2 separate regions of the Homo sapiens genome follow, and region 1 is linked to region 2. Evidence: chromatin contacts called from ENCODE Hi-C or POLR2A ChIA-PET data. All regions are on one chromosome and are shown on one strand. The core of a region is the stretch at or near the end of the contact, and the rest is flanking DNA. Distances in the headings are between cores, read along the strand shown.

The links. A loop is a pair of places that touch in the nucleus more often than their neighbours do. ChIA-PET counts read pairs that join two places held with the same protein, here RNA polymerase II (POLR2A). Pooled maps may share reads with other maps.
Region 1: a pooled map shows a loop between it and region 2 (6-fold over the local background). The contact joins the enhancer-like site here to the promoter of OPTN in region 2. A Hi-C loop is called at or near these places in 3 of 168 maps with a recorded cell type or tissue (CD8-positive, alpha-beta T cell, endothelial cell of umbilical vein and naive thymus-derived CD4-positive, alpha-beta T cell) and 10 of 50 pooled maps. POLR2A ChIA-PET finds 5 or more read pairs at or near these places in 1 of 52 experiments (K562).

What each region holds. Positions count from the first base shown.
Region 1 is chr10:12,364,858-12,367,557 of GRCh38, forward strand. All of the region lies in intron 1 of CAMK1D (calcium/calmodulin dependent protein kinase ID), which reads left to right. Among named protein-coding and RNA genes, the nearest start is that of CAMK1D, 17 kb to the left of the region's middle. Within about 2 kb of position 1,259, at least 4 of the 41 ENCODE cell types and tissues checked have a DNase peak (open chromatin) inside an H3K27ac peak, as active enhancers do; they include CD8-positive, alpha-beta T cell, where a contact is called at or near this core.
Region 2 is chr10:13,098,766-13,101,465 of GRCh38, forward strand. It overlaps OPTN (optineurin), which reads left to right and starts at 1,398. Exons shown (of 15, transcript NM_001008212.2): 1 at 1,398-1,537. It also overlaps a transcript of CCDC3 not described here. RefSeq lists silencers at 674-733, 1,204-1,773 and an enhancer at 2,054-2,183.

The DNA.
Region 1 (2,700 bases), core at 9-2,508, 730 kb before region 2:
GTGGCTGTGGCATACCACTGAAGGAAGCAGAGGTCAGGAGTCTGGGTTTGAGTCCCAGCTCTGCCAGTGAAGAACTATGGAATCTTGGTTTTATCCTCTCTGATTCTTTTTTTTTTTTTGAGGTGGAGTCTCACTGTCACCCAGGCTGGAGTTCAGTGGTGCGATCTTGACTCTCTGGAACCTCTGCCTCCCAGGTTCAAGCGATTCTCCTGCCTCAGCCTCCTAAGTAGCTGGGATTATAGGTATACACCACCACGCCAGGCTAATTTTGTATGTTCAATAGAGACAGGGTTTCACCATGTTGGCCGGGCTGGTCTTGAATTCCTGACCTCAAATGATCCACCCACCTTAGCCTCCCAAAGTTCTGGGATTACAGGTGTGAGCCACCAAGCCGGCCTATCCTCTCTGAGTCCTGATGACCTTGTTTGTCAAATGGGGATAATGACACCTGCTTACGTTATGGACTTTTTATAGATCCCAAATGAGATAAGAATGTGTGCTGCTTGGTATATATTATAGTAAAGACCTCACATTAATCCATACAGGAGCAATTATGATGTTGCAAAGGTTATAGCTTTTTTTGTTTTTGTTTTTGTTTTGATACAGTGTCTCGCTCTGTCGCCCAGGCTGGAGTGCAGTGGCGCAATCTCGGCTCACTGCAAGCTCCGCCTCCCAGGTTCACGCCATTCTCCTGCCTCAGCCTCCCGAGTAGCTGGGACTACAGGCGCTTGCCACCATGCCCGGCTAATTTTTTGTATTTTTAGTAGAGACAGGGTTTCACCGTGTTAGCCAGGATGGTCTCGATCTGCTGACCTCGTGATCTGCCTGCCTCGGCCTCCCAAAGTGCTGGGATTACAGGTGTAAGCCACCACGCCCGGCCTAAAGATTATAGCTTTAAAAATGTTTCCTTCTGTGCTGGCTGGGGTGGCTCACGCCTGTAATCCCAGCACTTTGGGAGGCTGAGGTGGACCAATCAGTTGAAGTCAGGAGTTCGAGACCAGTCTGGCCAACATGGTGAAACCCTGCCTCTACTAAAAAATACAAAAAAATTAGCTGGGCGTGGTGGCACATGCCTGTAATCCCAGCTACTCGGGAGGCTGAGGTGGGAGAATCCCTGGAACCTGGGAGCCGGAGGCTGCAGTGAGCAGAGATCGCACCAATGCACTCCAGTCTGGGTGACAGAATGAGACTCCGTCTCAAAAAAACACGTTTCCTTCTCCTCAGTGTCAGTGTCACATTCACCTCTTGAAACATAGCTGTTATCTTTTGGGCAGGCTTCCTGTAGAAGTTGGGTCATATGTTGATCTTGAATCTGAAAGTTACCAACACAAACCCCAAAGTTTCATAGTCTGTTTTCTTTGGCTCTATTTCAGTGTTGTTGTATTGTTTTCATTTTCGGTTTTTAAGTGATGGTACCCTAAGAAGAACTTAAAATTAGAACAGCAACATGCCATCCTTGTAGAGAATTTGAAAAATTTGGAAGAATATAAAGAAGACAGTAAGAATCAGTTGTTGGGCTGGGCTCAGTGGCTCACACCTGTAATCCTAGCACTTTGGCAGGCCAAGGTGGGTGAATCACTTGAGGACAGGAGTTTGAGACGAGCCTGGCCAACATAGTGAAACCCCATGTCTACTAAAAATAAAAAAAAAAATTAGCCAGGCCTGGTAGCGCATGCCTGTAATCCTGGCTACTCGGGAGGCTGAGGCAGGAGAATCGCTTGAACCTAGGAGGTGGGGGTTGCAGTGAGCTGAGATTGCGTGACTGCACTCCAGCCTGGGTGACACAGCGAGACTATGTCTTAAAAAAAAAAAGAAGAGTCAATCATTGGCTGGATGGATCCTGGGCAGTCAGTCATTCTGCGGGGTGGGTGGCAGATCTAGGGAGAGACCCCAGAGATTAGTGGTGGAGCTGGACCTGTGGAGGTGGGGCTGTGGATCTAGACTCACTGGAGGTATTTCAGTATTTTACTAGGTGGTGTGCCTGAGTCACTGTGCATTGGCTGTGGATATAGGGGCGGCTTTATCCCCTATAAGATAGAGTCTTCGTGAGCACAGTGGGTGTCAGACTTGAAGTTTGTCAGTAATTCGTGTAGCTTGGCAGTGATGGTGGTGATGGCCTTGCTTGGCTTATTCTCATGGTCCCCATCTCTATCCTCATGACCACTTCTAAACACATCCCCAGAATCAGCAGCGGGACAGATCCTGTCGCCAAGATGAGACCTGACGCCACAGACTTCCAGAGAGCTAATTATACTTGTGAGAAAAAGGGGATAAAAAATATTCATATCCAAGTGTGGCTGACTCTCCCTGCTTAGAGTAAGACACAGGAAGCCAGCTTCTTAGTTGCTTCATGACATAAAATAAACACTGTTACATGCACAGTCCTGCTTTCTGCTAAGCTGCAGATGCCCTAAACCTTGAAGCCAACCCCTCTTCAGAACACAGTCTTTGGAAATTCTTGAGGTTAGATCAGTGGTCCTCAATCTTTTTGGCACCAGGGATCAGTTTCGTGGAAGACAATTTTTCCATGGACGAGGGGTGGGGGGATGGTTTCAGGATGATTCAAGCATATTACATTTATTGTGTACTTTATTCCTATTATTATTACCTATTATTATATTTATTCCTATTATTTATTTATTCCTATTATTATATTAAAATATAATGAAATAATTCTACAACTCACCGTAATGTAGAATC
Region 2 (2,700 bases), core at 148-2,647:
GAGTGCAGTGGCATGATCTCGGCTCGCTGCAAGCTCTGCCTCCCGGGTTCAAGCGATTCTTCTGCCTTAGCCTCCCGAGTAGCTGGGACTACAGGAGAGTACCATCATGCCCGGCTAATTTTTGTATTTTTAGTAGAGACAGGCTTTCACCATATTGGCCAGGCTGGTCTCGAACTCCGGACCTTGCGATCTGCCTGCCTTGGCCTCCCAAAGTGCTGGGATTACAGGCGTGAGCCACCGCGCCTGGCCCTCCTGCACTGATATAAAAAGAATTTTTTTAAATTCTCTATTTCTCCCCACTCCCACCCCCAGGCTCACTCCTTATAAAGCAGCCTCTAGCCTCATCTGCCCCTCCTACACCACACCAACTCGAGGGCCCGGAATTGGGTCTGGGGCAGTCGCTGACTTGCTTGCTTCTCTGCCCTGCTCTTGGGGTTAGCCTCAGGGGCAGGGTTGAGAGTCAGGCTTGGCCAGGCAGCAGGAGGTCCAGACAGCGAAGCAGAATCCTTCGGAGATACCAGGAGAGGGCGCATCTGCCTTTTTCCTGTTTCAGATTAGGTTTTGTTGTTGTTGTTTTGTTTTTTTTCTCTCCCTCTCTCCCTCCCTCCCTCTCTCCCTCCCTCTCTCCCTCTCTCCGTCCCTCCCTCTCTCTCTCTCTCCCCCTCCCTCCTTCCCTCCCTCCCATCCCTGCAGCGCTACCCGGGTACTCTGGATGCACATAGGGCGGCTCTCGCTCCTACCTTGTCATCCTGCTGTCTAATCCGGGGGCAGCTTCCCTCCTCCACACCAGCAGAGGCTATTCTTCAGCAACAAGAATAGCCGAGCCTATTCGTCCGCAACAAGAGCCCAAGAAGCATCCTGCAGGCTTTCTGCTTTTTGAGTGTATTTTAAAGCAAAAACGAGTGGAAAGCTATGTATGCTCAGTTAACTATGTCTAGATGTTAACCTTTTTTCAAAAAACACAGATGGAGGCCTCCCTCCGAGGATGCCTGGCATTCTCCTCTTTCTGTGGGCGGCAGCGACCCCCTGCGGCTCCAGCCTCCACTACGGGATCTGCGGGAAGACACGGGGAAGACGAACTCCGCACACTGCATTTGATTAATGATTTATTTTGATTAACGCCGTCACAGTGACGCCTTAGAGCAGTCCCTGTTCACCCGGGTCCCAGCCTCGACCCCGCACGGACAGCGAGGGTGGGTAGCTGGGGGCGGACGCAGGAAAGAGGAGGGGCGGGGCCTTGGTCGGGTGGGGTATGGAATGGGCAGGGTGGGGGGGATGGGCGGGGTATGGGATGGGCGGGGCCCGGGAAATTCCCCGGCGCGGGCAGGGAGCGGCTGGCTGTCAGCTGAGCCGCGCTGGGCGGGGTCGCCAGGCCGCGCATCAGCCCTAGGCACCCCAGTCCCGGCTGCCCCCTCCGCCACCGCCGCCGCCCGCCGGCAGGTTCCCTGGTCAGCGTCCCATCCCGGTCGGGAGTTCTCTCCAGGCGGCACGATGCCGAGGAAACAGTGACCCTGAGCGAAGCCAAGCCGGGCGGCAGGTGAGCCAGGGCAGGGGGCTGCAGCGGTGGGCGAGGGGGCGGCGGCTCCTTCCCGGCGGGCGCTTCCGCGGCCTGAAAACGGTACCCGCCGCCCTGCCCCGCGGCCCGGAGCCTGTCGGGGTGAGGGTGGCGAGGGGTGGGGCGGCCCTCCCGCGAGACGGCTGCCCTGGGAGGATCCCCAAGCCTCGGCGGGTCCTGACCTGGTGGGAGAGGGTGGGTAGTGAACACAGGGTGGGCCCAAGAAGGGTCCAGGGCCGGCCTCTTGGCCGCAGGTAACCCCTCTACAAGTCACCCAGAGACTTGGAGGTGACGTCCTCCCGCAGGCTGGGAAGGATTCCGCAGCCAGTTCCTCGCCATAAGGAGGTGGTTACAGACACGCCTGTGGGAGACATGGGACCACTACCCGAGCTGAATGAGGTGCCCAGGGTCGGTGGGAATCCACATAGACTGCTGTGTCTAGGAGAGTGTGTACACTCTATATAGAGAGAATATTTGATGAGGCCGAGAACCCCAAAGGAATTGTTTTTGCCATCGAAATGCATAAGCTACAGGAAGTAAACATCGCTCAAAGAAAATGAAACCCAGGTTCCGACCTGGCCTCCACCAGCAGGAAAACTGTTGTATGGAAATGTACACCAAGGAACTGTTTGTAAGGATGAAATGGAAAATGAAAGCATAGAAAAGTAAGGCAATGTGAGGACCTCAGAAGCCTTTGGATCTGGTTAGCAAGGTGCAGGCTGTGTGAACAGAAGAACCCACCTTGCTCTTTTGACCCAGGGAGAGAAGAGTTAGTGGTGCCAGGCTGCCTCCCAGGACAGGCCCAGTTTTGGGGCGGGGGCTGGAGAAGTCCCAGGGCAGACCCCAAGGCCAGGGATTGCCCTGGAGTGGACAAGGCAAGTTTAAATGTGACCTGTAGACAGAGGACGATCATTGATTTAAGTCCTGGCATAATTCATCTGTTTTTCCACTGGGCCAATTTTAGGCGTTCTTTATATATTACGTACAACACAATAAAAGTAACAGCTTCTTTTTTTATAAACTAACCTTTAGGTTGCATATTATGCTAGGAATATAACTAACCTAACCTCCACCCCCCCACCCCCCCACCCACCCCCGGAAAACCAAACTTTATTCTCGAGGGCAACTGGACACTGTATTATGTC